Linked DNA regions of Homo sapiens: region 2 is linked to region 1. The links are chromatin contacts, found by Hi-C or POLR2A ChIA-PET in ENCODE. All regions are on one chromosome and are shown on one strand. Each heading gives the region's core, a stretch centred on a gene start or an enhancer-like site at or near the end of the contact. The rest is flanking DNA. Distances are from core to core; before and after follow the strand shown. Region 1 holds the start of ZNF730 (zinc finger protein 730). Region 2 holds the start of ZNF675 (zinc finger protein 675).

The links. Hi-C counts contacts between places; a loop is a spot of excess contacts on that map. ChIA-PET counts read pairs that join two places held with the same protein, here RNA polymerase II (POLR2A). Pooled maps may share reads with other maps.
Region 2: a pooled map shows a loop between it and region 1 (6-fold over the local background). The contact joins the promoter of ZNF675 here to the promoter of ZNF730 in region 1. A Hi-C loop is called at or near these places in 1 of 37 single-sample maps with no recorded cell type and 3 of 50 pooled maps. POLR2A ChIA-PET finds 5 or more read pairs at or near these places in 1 of 52 experiments (OCI-LY7).

Annotation. Positions count from the first base shown.
Region 1 is chr19:23,112,739-23,119,514 of GRCh38, reverse strand. ZNF730 (zinc finger protein 730) reads right to left here and starts at 2,490. Exons shown (of 4, transcript NM_001277403.2): 1 at 2,339-2,490. The coding sequence starts at 2,341.
Region 2 is chr19:23,682,753-23,689,267 of GRCh38, reverse strand. ZNF675 (zinc finger protein 675) reads left to right here and starts at 2,056. Exons shown (of 4, transcript NM_138330.3): 1 at 2,056-2,237. The coding sequence starts at 2,235. RefSeq lists enhancers at 1,789-1,838, 2,129-2,518, 2,650-3,620.

The DNA of each region.
Region 1 (6,776 bases), core at 1,241-3,740:
GGCAGAGATAAAACAAAAAAAGGAAACTTCAGGCTAATATCCTTGATGAACACTGATGTAAAAATCTTCAACAAAATACTAGCAAACCAAATCCAGCAGCACATTAAAAAGCTAATCCACTATGATCAAGTAGGTTGTATCCCTGGGATGCAAGGTTTGTTCAACATACACAAATCAATATGTTTGATTAATCAGATAAACAAACTACAGATAAAAACCACAAAATTATTTCGATACAGAAAAAGTTTTCAATAAAAGTTAATATCCTTCATGTTTAACACCCTCAACAAACTTGGCATTGAAGGCAAATAGTTCAAAATAATGAGTTATCTATGACAAACCCACAGCCAACATACTGAATGGACACAAGCTGGAAACATTCCTTCTTGAAAACTGGAGCAAGAATGCCTTCTCTCACCCCCACTATTCAACATAAAATTGGAAGTCCTGGCCAGAGCATTCAGGCAAGAGAAAGAAATAAAACACATCCAAACAGGAAGAGAGGAAATTAAAACAATCTCTGTTTGCAGATGATTCTTTTTCTTTTTATAAAATTTAGCATTAAACTCAGAAATTAAGATAACAGGATAGAGAACAGAGATATTCACTGTCACAAATTTACCCTGCAAAAATAACAACCGATGATTTCATAAATCTTGTAACTCACCCATTATCTACAACATTTGGTTGTAGAATGCTACCAAATAAAAGAATAGGTAAAATCTGCCATTTGGATACTATTTTTTCCATGAATCTCAGAGAATCCGAGGGGCAGAAATCACTTCTGTTTTTCCCTCAATACCCGCATAAGATTGGCTGACCCGCAATGTGTCTCTAAGAAAGGGAAGCTAGGTTGGGTGAAGACAATGTTAATGTCTGAAGTGGTTAGCTTTTCAAAGACACCAGGAGATTCCTCTTAGCCCCAGGGCATCCACCTGCTCTCTTGAGAGACTACACTTCATACCTCTTGTTGTCCTGTGAGAGAAAATGACCCAGAAGCTAATAATCATCAAACACTCTAGCAGACATAGCCATGGTGTGTACCCTGGTTTATTCACAGCCAGTACTGAAAACCAGGACCAGGAAAAAACTAAAGGGTGGCTGAGAATACATCATCCCATAAAAATTAAAAAAACAAAAAAAAAAAACAAAAAACAAACTTGACCCCAAAACACTTTCACAAGATCTCTGTGCCTAGGGGAGACAAAAGAAAAAGAGGCACAGAGATTTTTTTACAATACAGTGTCAGGGAATTAGTTTTGGTTTATTTTCATGGGCGATATTTACAAACAGAAAACAAATCTTTTTAAATGTCCCACCCAATGGTTTGTAAAAAAATAATTAAAATACAGTATCAAAAATGTACCCTAAAGGACAAACAGATAATAATGTGAATTAGAGAGGGAAAGTTGGCATTTGGGATAATCAGAAGAAACTGGAAATTTAGTATTTTACTGCAAGACAGAGTTAGGCTGGAGGAATGGGGGTTGAGGGGTAGACTTGAGACCCCGTTTGAGAAACATGAAAAAAAAATGCAGAAGATCAGTCTCCTGTGGAGTGTGAAAATAGTTAAGTGACAGGCAATTCGAGGTACGTGGCTGCGATGCCTGGATTCCTACTTTAAAAAAAAATGTAACTCAAATGTATTTTTTTGTAAATTACTACATTAAGGAAAACAAAATTTAGGCGTAACAAACTATAAACTGCCTATTAAGCTCTGATTACATAACCAGAAAATTTGTACGCTCAAGGTGCAAATTTAGAAACTATGTAACTGTACCTAACCGATTACTGAATTTGGGTTTTTGCATCATGCATCTTATGAAAGTCTTTCCTTCAAGCCCGTCCCATGGATAACAAGCTACACCCCATAACTGGGTGCTCTACAATTTTAGAATCATTCTTTAATTAAATTCTTTAATATTTTGGTGATGACTCCCATAAATTTTTAACAGAAGGAAAGAGGAATTGGGAACGCCACAGACCAAAGCTCTTCCCATTCATGAACCCGCAGCCCGAGTCAGGATTCTCCTCTGACGATCCTCTCTGGTTCCTGCATAATCTGGGAGAGACGCAGCGCTGCGGGTGCAGAGCTGCCCAGAGAGGGCTCCAGGGCAGGGCACAGTCACAGTGCAGGGAAGAGACAGGACGCCGGGGCCCCGGCTGTCAGCGCGGCCGCCATCGTATGGCTGAAGGGGACTGAGGCCGAGCTGGGCAAGAACTCTGGGCGCAGATTGTGAAGCTGACTGCGGGGAGGCCTGGGTCCCGCCACAGCCGCTTCCCACCGGTTCCAACCAGCCCCGTTCCCTCTCTCGGGATGTCGGACCGGCACTCTCACCATTTCTAGGCTTCCAGGGGGCCCTGGCGTCTTAGCTGTGGATCTCCCAATACCCGCAGGTCGCAGGGCCACACAGGCTGGGCTTCTACGTGCAGAGGACACAAAGCAGACAGACGAAAATTGGAGCTTCGGCGGCAGCGAGAAACAAAGGCCGCGCCAAATCCCGGAAGCCGCCCTGTCTGCTCCAGCTGCGGGCCTGATTGGACGGCCCCCCGCCCAGTGTCCCCGATTGGATAACGTTTAAGGCCCCGCCCCCTCAGGCCCTGAGTGACAGATGTGATCAGATGCTGGACTGAATGAAGAGTGACAGCGTAGGCTGCAGCCTTTTCGGGCAGGACTTCCTCCCTGAACTGAGACAGGCCCACCCCAGAGGGTACTGACTTTAACCTTTTGTGTAAGATCATATGTATTTATAAATAATACGCTATATGAATATTCACAAATCAAAAGAACATAGACCGGGCGCGGTGGCTCACGCCTGTAATCCCAGCACTTTGGGGGGCCGAGGCGGGTGGATCATCTGAGGTCAGGAGTTTGAGACCAGCCTGGCCAACAAGTGAAACCCCGTCTCTACTAAAAATACAAAAAAAAAAAAAAAAAAAAGTAGCTGGGAGTAGTGGCGCGCGCCTGTAATCCCAGCTACTCGGGAGGCTAAGGCAGGGGAATCGCTTGAACCCAGGAGGTGGAGGTTGCAATGAGCCGAGATCGTACCACTGAACTCCAGCCTGGTGACAGAGTGAGATGAAAGGAAGGAAGGAAAGGAGGAAGGGAGGAGGAGAGAAAGAGAGAGAGAAAAAGAAAGAAAGAAAAGAGAGAAAGAAAAGAAATAAGGAAAGAAAGGAAAGAAAGAAAGAAAAGAAAAGAAAAGAAAAGAAAAAGCAGAATAACCACAGGTAGATCACTATCTGGTGACCACCTTTCTTCCAGAGATCAGACACTGAACAAAGGATGATGGGGCCACAGGGGAAGAAAACTCTATGTCTTCAGATCTGTCCACAGTCTGGACCTCCAATGTTAGATATGAAGAAAACAGATTAAAGGCAAAATTATTTTGCTATTTGGCCTTGGCCCTAAGTGTCAGGATGTAGTTTTACGTTTTCTCCTGTGCGTGCGGGGACTAAGGACCAATCACATGCATACATATCTACATGTATTGCAGCGTTACTCAACATTATCTTACAACACATCTAACTTTAAATCAGGGGAAAATATTAGTACCTTTATGGAGCCCACTGTTAGAAGGTAACTAGTAATCAACCTGTCATTAAATCATGGCACCTATCTGCACTGGGTGCATGTATTAGTTAGCTATTGCAGCATAACCAACCATCCAAAACTTATTAGGTAATAATTGAGATGGTCAGCCATTTAGGCTGGGCTCACTGGGGCCATTCTTCTGGTCCCAGCTGAGCTCCTTCAGACATGTATCAACAACTGCTTCTTGACTAGGAAGCTGTGCTTCTGGGGGTAAGCTTCTGCTTCTGGGGGTGAGCTTCTGCTTCTGTCAACAGAGGCACTTTGCTTCTCTTCCCCACCCACCATGTTATGTTATCCTCCAGCTGGCTAACATGTGCTTTGTTCATGGAGAGGGCAGCATTCTGAAAGAAAAGCAGAAGCATTCAAGACCATTTGAGCCTAGGCCCCAAACTGGCACACGGTCATGTTCACAGGTTTCTACTGACCTGAGGAAATAAGGTCAGCCGTATCTAGGGTCTGGAAAACAGATTCCATATCTCAATGGGAACGGCTGTAAAAAAGCACGTGGCAAAGGATATAGGAGGGATGAAAAATTGCTGCAATTTCTGCAATTAGTATCATTCTGCCTTTTTTGCATATGTGGTTTATACAACTCTTTCACATGAAGAAACTTGTCCAAAGACCCAAAGCTACTAATTGGCTGGGCTGAACCTCAGGATAAATTCTGACTCCAAAGCTCAGGCACCTCCATAGATCAAACTATATTACTAGAGTAACTGCCACAGACCCTTGAAATTCTGGAGAGTGACACTTCTGCAAAAGAAGACAGTTTTTTTTTTTTTTAGATTTGTGCCCACATAGTACTGTTTATTATTGGAAATAATCCTGTCAAGAAATTGCAGAAGCACATGGTGGTTCACACCTGTAATCTTAGCACTTTGTGAGGCTGAGATGGGAGAATAACTTGAGCTCAGCAGTTCAAACACAGCGTGGGCGACATAGTAAAATCCTGTCTTCATGAAAAAAAATTAGCCAAGCATGATGTTGCATGCCTGTAGTCCGAGGTACTCTGTGACTAGGGCAGGAGGATGGCTTGAGTATGGAAGGTAAAAGCCGCAGTAAGCCATAATTGATTACACCACTACACTCCAGCCTGGGTGATAGAATGAGACCCCATCTCAAAAAAATTGCAGAAACATTTTGAAAGGACATAGAATAATTTGGAAAAATAGCTGAGGGATGAGTTTAGAAAATCAAAGCCCAACAACAGATTATTCATTTTTGATCAGAGAATACATTTGAAAACTTCTAAAAGAAAAACAACTTTAGGGCCGGGCATGGTGGCTCACGCCTGTAATCCCAGCACTTGGGAGGCCGAGGCGGGCGGATCATGAAGTCAGGAGATCGAGACCATCCTGGCTAACACGGTGAAACTCCGTCTCTACTAAAAATAAAAATAAATAAAAATAAATAAAATAAAAATAAAAATAAATAAAAATAAAAAAATTAGCCGGGTGTGATGGCGGGCGCCTGTATTCCCAACTACTGGGGAGGCTGAGGCAGGAGAATGGCGAGAACCCGGGAGGCGGAGCTTGCAGTGAGCCGAGATCGCTCCACTGCACTCCAGCCTGGGTGACAAAGCGAGACTCCGTCTCAAAAAAAAAAAAAAAAAAAGAAAAGAAAAAGAAAAACAACTTTAGATAAACTAAATTTAACAGAGTTTTATTGGGCAAAGAGGGATTTGCAAATTGAGTAGCCTGTGGATCCAAAGTAGGCTCTGAAATACTCCAGCACAGCAACATGATGGTGAAAGATTTATGGACAGAAGAAGCAAGGTGACATCAGAAAATAGAAGTGAAATACAGGAACAGCTAGATTGATTACAGCTTGGGATTTTCCTTATTTAAACATGGTTTGAACATTTGACATCCTTTTATTGGCCAAAACACAGTTGTTGGTACAAAAATGAGTACAGTCTATTTACACATTCAGTTAGGTTTCAGTTTACTATGTAAACAAAACAAAACAACAAAAAAACTTATTGACCAAACTTAAACATGAAAGGGGGTAGATTTAGGGTATAATTAAACAATTTCTCCTTTTTTGGTCATCTTCTAAATTTTGATAGACCAAAACTTTAGACATTGATAACACTGTCACCATCAAAAATGTACTTAGTCTCAGATTCCACTGTGAAATAGCAGAACTATGGGTTTTGTAAAGTGGAATCAAGAAATTCAGGTTATTATTTTATTATTATTTTTAAAGGTTTGAGTAGAGGGAAACCCCTTGTGTTAAGATCTGCTGTTTACAGAAGAAAAACAAAACCTACAGAATCTACCTATTTCCTTAAATTTTCAGTTTGATTTTGTCTGTTTGGACCTAGTGCACAAGCTCAGTCCAGAATGATGGCCTCTAATAATTTTGTTCAAAAAATTTTCAACAGTGCACAGTGTAACCAAAACTCAGGGCCTTAGTACCACTGTTTCCATTATTTAGGGTCTTTGTTCTTATGTCATTCCTAGGTTATGGTTTCATCATAGTTACATATGTCTTTGAGTTTCTGTCATTCCAGTTAGTGAGAGACAATTTTATATTCTACAGGTGATTGCATGAAAACATTTCTAACTTTTGAGAATACAATGCAGCAGGGAGACTACTATTTTGACTACCAGGAGGATAATACGAAGAGTTTGAAGCGTGCTTTTTAACCAGGGTCCTCATGAACCACCAACTAACATTACATAGATCAAATAATTAGCTATAGTCTACTTATTTTAACCAAACAGCCTGTTCATTAATCCCCTACAACTGCATCTCTGTAATACCCAATGTATTTCTCCATGTGCAACTACAAGAATTAGCAACTGCAGACACTTCTGTTTATACAGTAAGTAATCCAAAGAAATTATATGATTCAGCACAACTTTAGCAAAAAATTTAAAGTCTATTGTGTAACCATAGCCTTTACAGTGCAATCTGCTATAAAGCCCTATGATAGGGGATACATTTCTAACCATTGCCTCATTTACTCTAAACCAGGGGGAAAAAAGACCTATCAAAGGATGCCCATTTAGAAAAGTAATGGCACCCTGGCAATGCTCTTTAACCTATTTTGAATAAGTTCTCTTTAACTTGTGAAATAGGTTAAGAGCAGTGGACACACATTCTGTTTCTGATGAGACAACAAATGTCCCATTAAAATTTCTCACCCATATTGGCCTTCCAGTTTTTTTTTTTT
Region 2 (6,515 bases), core at 807-3,306, 570 kb before region 1:
GCATCAGCCACTGCGCCTGGCCTCTGACACATTTTTGTGTTAAATAAACCAGTACTAAAATTTTTTAGATATGCCATTTGAATAAACTTTGTGATTCAAGTCAGATTACCTATGATTACCCCTCAGTTATCAGTGTTATACACCTAAATTGAAGAAACAAACCTGATATTTAAGCAGACATAAATTCAGTAATAAATGTGAACTCATGGAGAACCTAGACAGCCAACAGCCACTTGCTCATTCCTGAGTTTGGAAGGGCCCTTCTGAATTGTGAGATGATGTACCCAAGGTTAAAGGTCCTGAAGTGTTCCCGAAGGACATGTTGACTCTCATACTTGGGCCAGGAATATGTCACAATATTTTCTGAGGGCAGGGACCAGACAGGAGTGTCACATCACCTAAATAGGAATATGTTACAACCTTCTCCTGACAGCAGGACACAGGCAGCAGAGTCACATCACCTGGGTGCTGAGCCCAGCAATAGGTAACAATGCTTTCTGTGGCTCAAGGCCCAGGCAGGAGAGACACATCACCTGCTACCTAGGCTTAATGATAAGTCACAATTTTTCCTGTGGGCAGAGTGCAGGGAAAAATGGACAGTTGCATCTCTTAGGTGATTGATGCAGAGATATGTCACAAGGCCCTCTGTAAAAAAGGCTCAGGCAAGGGCCTCCCATTTTATATATGTTGGGCCTAGTAATATGTTCTATTGTGCAAAATATTCTGGGCCTGGGTAAAAGAAGAGAGCCACATAACCTGAATGCAGAACTTAGCAATATGTCATGATGCACCCTGTGGGTAGCGCCAATGCAAGAAAAAAGACTCACATTACCTTTATTCTTGACTTAAAGTCTTATGTCTTGTAAGAGAATATTGAATAATGCAAAAATACATGTAGACATGTCTGCGTGTGATTGGTGCTTATACTCACACAGTTCACCACACCACAGGAGAAAACAGATAACCACAGGCTGACCGTTAGGGCCAAGGCCAAATAGCAAAATAAGTTTGCCTTTAATCTATTTTCTCCATATCTAAACATTGGAGGTTAAGACTGTGGACAGATCTGAAGATACAGAGTTTTCTTGTTTTGTGGCTTCATCATTCTTTGTTCACTGTCTGATGTTTGGAATTAAGGTGAGCAACAGGTGGGCAGCAGTAGTTAATAAAATAACCAGAGGTAACCACAGGTCGACCTGTGGTTATTTTATTCTATCTGTCCTCTGTTCTTTCTATGGTCACTAACTGTTTTTTCCTTGGAATTGAAGAGAGATGTTGGTAGAGAGAGGCTGTCCCCTCACCTCTGGCAAAAAAGGGATGTTCAGGCTCTTCTTCACCCCCCTGACATCAGAGCTGCATTTTAATGTGGCAGCTATTGGCCACGTGTGGCTACTGGGTGCCTGGAATGTGGCTGGTCTGAATTGCAATGTGTTAGGTAAAATAGAGTTATTTTCAAAGATTTAGTTCCATATATGTGTGTGTGTGTGTGTGTGTGTGTGTGTGTGTGTATACACATATATACATATATATGTGTATTTCATCAATAATTTCATATTGCTCTCATACTAAAATGATAGTACTTTGGATATATTGGGTTAGATTGTTACAATCAATTCCACTTGTTTTTTTCTTTTTAAAGTTTGACTACTAGAAAATTTAAAATTCACATGTGGCTCACATTTTATTTGAGGATTGCCTCTTTTTAAAATTCTCAGGCTGCCTACTCAAAGGACCAGAAGCCAGGAAGGTCATAAAGTCTGAAATTCTAAAATAATTATTATTATATTATTTTTCTTTGTGAGTAGCCATATATCATTTATAAATGTATATGACCTTATACACAAGGTTAAATACAAATACCCTATGGGATGGGCCTGGCTCAGCTAAAAGAGGAAGCCCCGGCTGAAAAGGCTGCAGCGCAGGCTATCAGTCTTCACTCAGCCCAGTGTCTGATCACATCTTCTGTCACTCAGGGCCTGAAGGGTCAGGACCTTAAACGTTGTCCAATCAGGCACGCTGGGCTGGGAACCGTCCAATCAGGCACGCAGCTGGAGCAGACAAGATGGCTTCCGGGATTTGGCGGCGCCTTTGTCTCTCGCTGCAGCCGGAGCTCCAGGTCTCGCTTTCATTGCTCTGTGTCCTCTGCTCCTAGAGGTCCAGCCTCTGTGGGCCTGTGACCTGCAGAAATTGAGAGATCCACAGCTAAGACTCCAGGACCCCCTGGAAGCCTAGAAATGGTGAGAGTTACGGGTGCGACATCCCGAGAGGGGGAAGGGGCTGGTTGGAACCCGTGGGAAATGGCTATGGCGGGACTCAGGCCTCCCCGCAGTCAGCTCCACAATCTGCACCCCGAGTTCTCCTTCCCCAGCTCGGCTCAGTCCCCTGCAGCCATAAGATGGCGGCGCGCTGACAGCCAGCCCCGGGGCATCCCGTCTCTTCTCTGCCTAGTGACTGTGCCCTGGCCTGTAGCCCTCTCTGGGCAGCTCTGTACCCGCAGCGCCGCATTTCTCTCAGATTGTGCAGGGACCACAGGAGGGCCGTCACCGGAGAATCCTGACTCAGGGTGCGGGTTCATTAATGGGAAGAGTTTTGGTCCGTGGGGTTCCCAGTTCCTGTTTTCTCCTATTAAAATTTTATGGGAGGGCCGGGCGCGGTGGCTCAGGTCAGTAATACCAGCACTTTGGGAGACCGAGGTGGGTGGATCACCTGAGGTCAGGAGTTCAAGACCAGCCTGACCAACATGGTGAAACCCCGTTTCTACTAAAAATACAAAATTAGCCGGGCGTGGTGGCACATGCCTGTAATCCCAGATACTCAGAAGGCTGAGGCAGGAGAACCGCTTGAACCCGGGAGGTGGCGGTTGCAGTGAGCCGAGATGACGCCATTGCACTCCAGCCTGGTTAACAAGACCGAAACTCCGTCTTAAAAAATATATAAATAAATAAGTTAAATAAATAAATAAATTATGGGGATCACCACAAAAATATTGGAGAATTTAATCAAAGAGTGATTCAAAAATTGTGGAGCATTCAGCTGTGGTTTGGAGCTTGTGACTTTATGAGAGCAGCTTGAAGGAAAGACTTTTAAAGGTACATGATGAAGAAAACCAAATTAAATAATTGGTTAGGTACAGTTCATAGTTACTTGACTTGTACAATTAAGGTGGACATTTCCTGGTTATGTAATCAGAGGTTAATTGGCAGTTTATGATTGGTTAAGCCTAAATTTTTGTTTCCCTCAATTCAGTAATTTGCAAAAAAATGCATTTGAGTTAGAGTTTTTAAAAAATAGGAACCCAGGGACTAGAGTAACCTCCGTCTAATTGCCTGCTACTTAGTTATTTTCACACTCCACAGGAGACTGATTTTCCCCTGCATTTTTCACAGTTCTCTCAAGCTGGGTCTCAAGCCTACCCCTCATCCCATTCCTCCAGACTAACTATGACTTGCAGTAAAATACTAAATTTCCAGTTTCTTCTCACATTCTCAAATGCCAGCTTCCCCTTTCTAATTCACATTATCAACTATTTGTCTTTTATTGTACACTTTAGATACTGTATTTTAACTAAGCATTTTTTGACATTGAATGGCACTTAAAAAAATCGTTTTCTGTTTGAAAATATTTTTTATGAGAAGAAAAAGAAGAACAATTCCCTGATACTGTATTGTAAAAAATCTTTTCGCCTCATTTTTAAAAATCTTCTCTAGGCACAGAGATAGTATCAGAATATTTTTGGGTCAAGGTTTCCCTTTGGAAACTTTATGGGTGATGTGGCCTCAGCCACCTTCAGTTTTTTCTGGTCCTGGGCTTCAGTAGTTTCTGTGAATAAACCAATATATCTACCATGGCTATGTCTGCTCGAGTGTCTAGTGAATATAATCTACTGGGTTATTTTCTTTCATAAAACAACCTGAGGTATGGAGTGTAGCCTCTCAATGGAAACAGATGAATGCCCTTGGACTGATAGGACTCTCCCCTGCGCTCTTCCTTTGAAAAACTAACCCTTGCGTGCACGGTGGTGCACACCTGTAATCCCAGCACTTTGGGAGTCTGAGGCGGTGGATCACCTGAGGTCAGGAGTTCGCGACCAGCCTGACTAACATGGTGAAACCCCATCTCTACTAAATACAAAAAAATTAGCTGGGCGTGGTGGTGGCTGCCTGTAATCCGAGCTATTTTGGAGGCTGAGAGCCGAGATCGCACCATTGGATTCCAGCCTGGGCACCAAGAGTGAAACTCCATCTCAAAAAAAGAAAAACTAAGCCTTTGAGACATGAAGATTGCCTTTACTCAACCCAGCTTCCATTTCTTGGAGACATATTGCTGGTCAGCCAATCAGATGCTGGTATTGAGGGAAAAACACAGAGATAATTTCTGTCCCCTGAATTGTCTAAGATTTGTGAAAGAAAAAATAGCATTTCAAAAGACAAAAAAAAGTGACCTCAGTGAAATGATGCAAAAACTTGCAAAGTAAAATGCACTTGGGGCAGTCACTGAGGCATAGTGCAGTGAGAGGGTGGTCATTGAGCACTTAAGTGAGCAGGATGGGGTGGGAGAATCTCTCAAGTGATTGGTGACCTGACTTGACACATGAATTAGACACACCTGTTTTCTTTTTTTTTTGAGATGGGGTTTCACTCTTGTTGCCCAGGCTGGAGTTCAATGGTGCCATCTCGGCTCATGGCAACCTCCGCCTCCCAGGTTCAAGCGATTCTCCTGCCTCAGCCTCCTGAGTAGCAGGGATTACAGGCATGCACCACCATGCCCAGCTAATTTTGTATTTTTAGTAGAAACGGGGTTTTCCCGTGTTGGCCAGGCTTGTCTCAAACTCCCGACCTCAGGTGATCCGCCCCTCTTGGCCTCCCAAAGTGCTGGAATTACAGGCATGAGCCACTGCCCTGGGCCAACACATCTGTTTTCTAATCAGCATTGCCACTCCCTAGTTTGTCACCTTGAAAAGATTAGTGCACTTATTTTGACTTTAGTTTTTTTTTTTTTTTTTTTTTGAGACGGAGTCTCGATTTGTTGCCCAGGCTGGAGTGCAGTGACATGATCTGGGGTCACTGCAAGCTCTGCCTCCCGGGTTCAAGCCATTCTCCTGCCTCAGCCTCCCGAGTAGCTGGGATTACAGGTGCCCGCCACCACGCCCAGCTAATTTTTTTGTATTTTTAGTAGAGACGGGGTTTCACCGTGTTAGCCAGGATGGTCTTGATCTCCTGACCTCGTGATCCGCCCTCCTCAGCCTCCCAAAGTGCTGGGATTACAGGCGTGAGCCACCACGCCCAGTCAGTGACTTTAGTTTTTTTAAATGTAAATTGCATTTTATTAGTAGCATTTGAAAGGGAAGAAAATATGTGCAAAGAGCATGTAAGAGTTGGGTTTCAGAAAAAAAAAATTTAATTATATATTCTATTTGTTAAAAGTTTTTATTTACCTTTTTCTTTCCCAGAGTGAGTTTAGAAAATTTGTCAGTTGTGTTTATGGCTGGGTAATTTCAAACAGAATTCCAAGGTTTAGCTGTTAGAATCCTACTAAGGAAAAGAATAAGGGCCAGGTGGGGTGGCTCACACCTATTATCCCAGCATTTTGAAAGACTGAGGTGGGCAGATCACGAGGTCACGAGTTCAGGACCAGTCTGGTCAATATGGTGAAACCTCATCTCTACTAAAAATACAAAAATCAGCCGGGCATGGTGGCACGTGCCTGTAGTCCCAGCTACTTGGGAGGCTGAGGCAGGAGAATCGCTTGAACCCAGGAGGTGGAGGTTGCAGTGAGCCGAGATCGCACCACTGCACTGCAGCCTGGGAGTCAGAGCGAGACAATCTCTCTTCCTTTTTGGCTGTAAAAATTAAATACCTTTCCACAAGAAAATGTAGTAGATAATTGGTGAGTTACATAGATTCATGAAAACATAGTTCCTCTTTTTGCACCATAAATTTGTGGCAGTGAATATCTGTTCTATATCCTATGATCTTGATTTCTGAATTTAATGCTAAGTGTTATGAGATGAAATTTGGTACCTCCTAGAAGTGTTCTCATATGACTAATTGTTTACTAGATAACTTTCTTTTTTTTTTTGAGACTGAGTCTCGCTCTGTTACCCAGGCTGGAGTGCAGTGCCATGATCTCAGCTCACTGCAACCTTCCGCCTCCCAGATTCAAGTGATTCTTCTGCCTCAGCCACCCGAGTAGCTGGGATTACAGATGCGCACCACCACGCCTGGCTAATTTTTGTATTTGTAGTAGAGATGGGGTTTCACCATGTTGGCCAGGCTAGGCTCGAACTCCTGACTTCAGGTGACCTGCTGGCCTTGGCCTCCCAAAGTGCTGGGATTACAGGTGTGAGCCACCGTGCCCGGCCTACTACATAACTTTTAAAATAAATAATAAAATAATACTTTAATTGTTTGAAAGGTGTAGATACTTTTGGTTTTCTTACAGAGGTATGAAATGGAAGCACCTTAAAATTTTCTTTTTATATACTAACACTGCGTTTCAGTAATTTTGCTGGATTT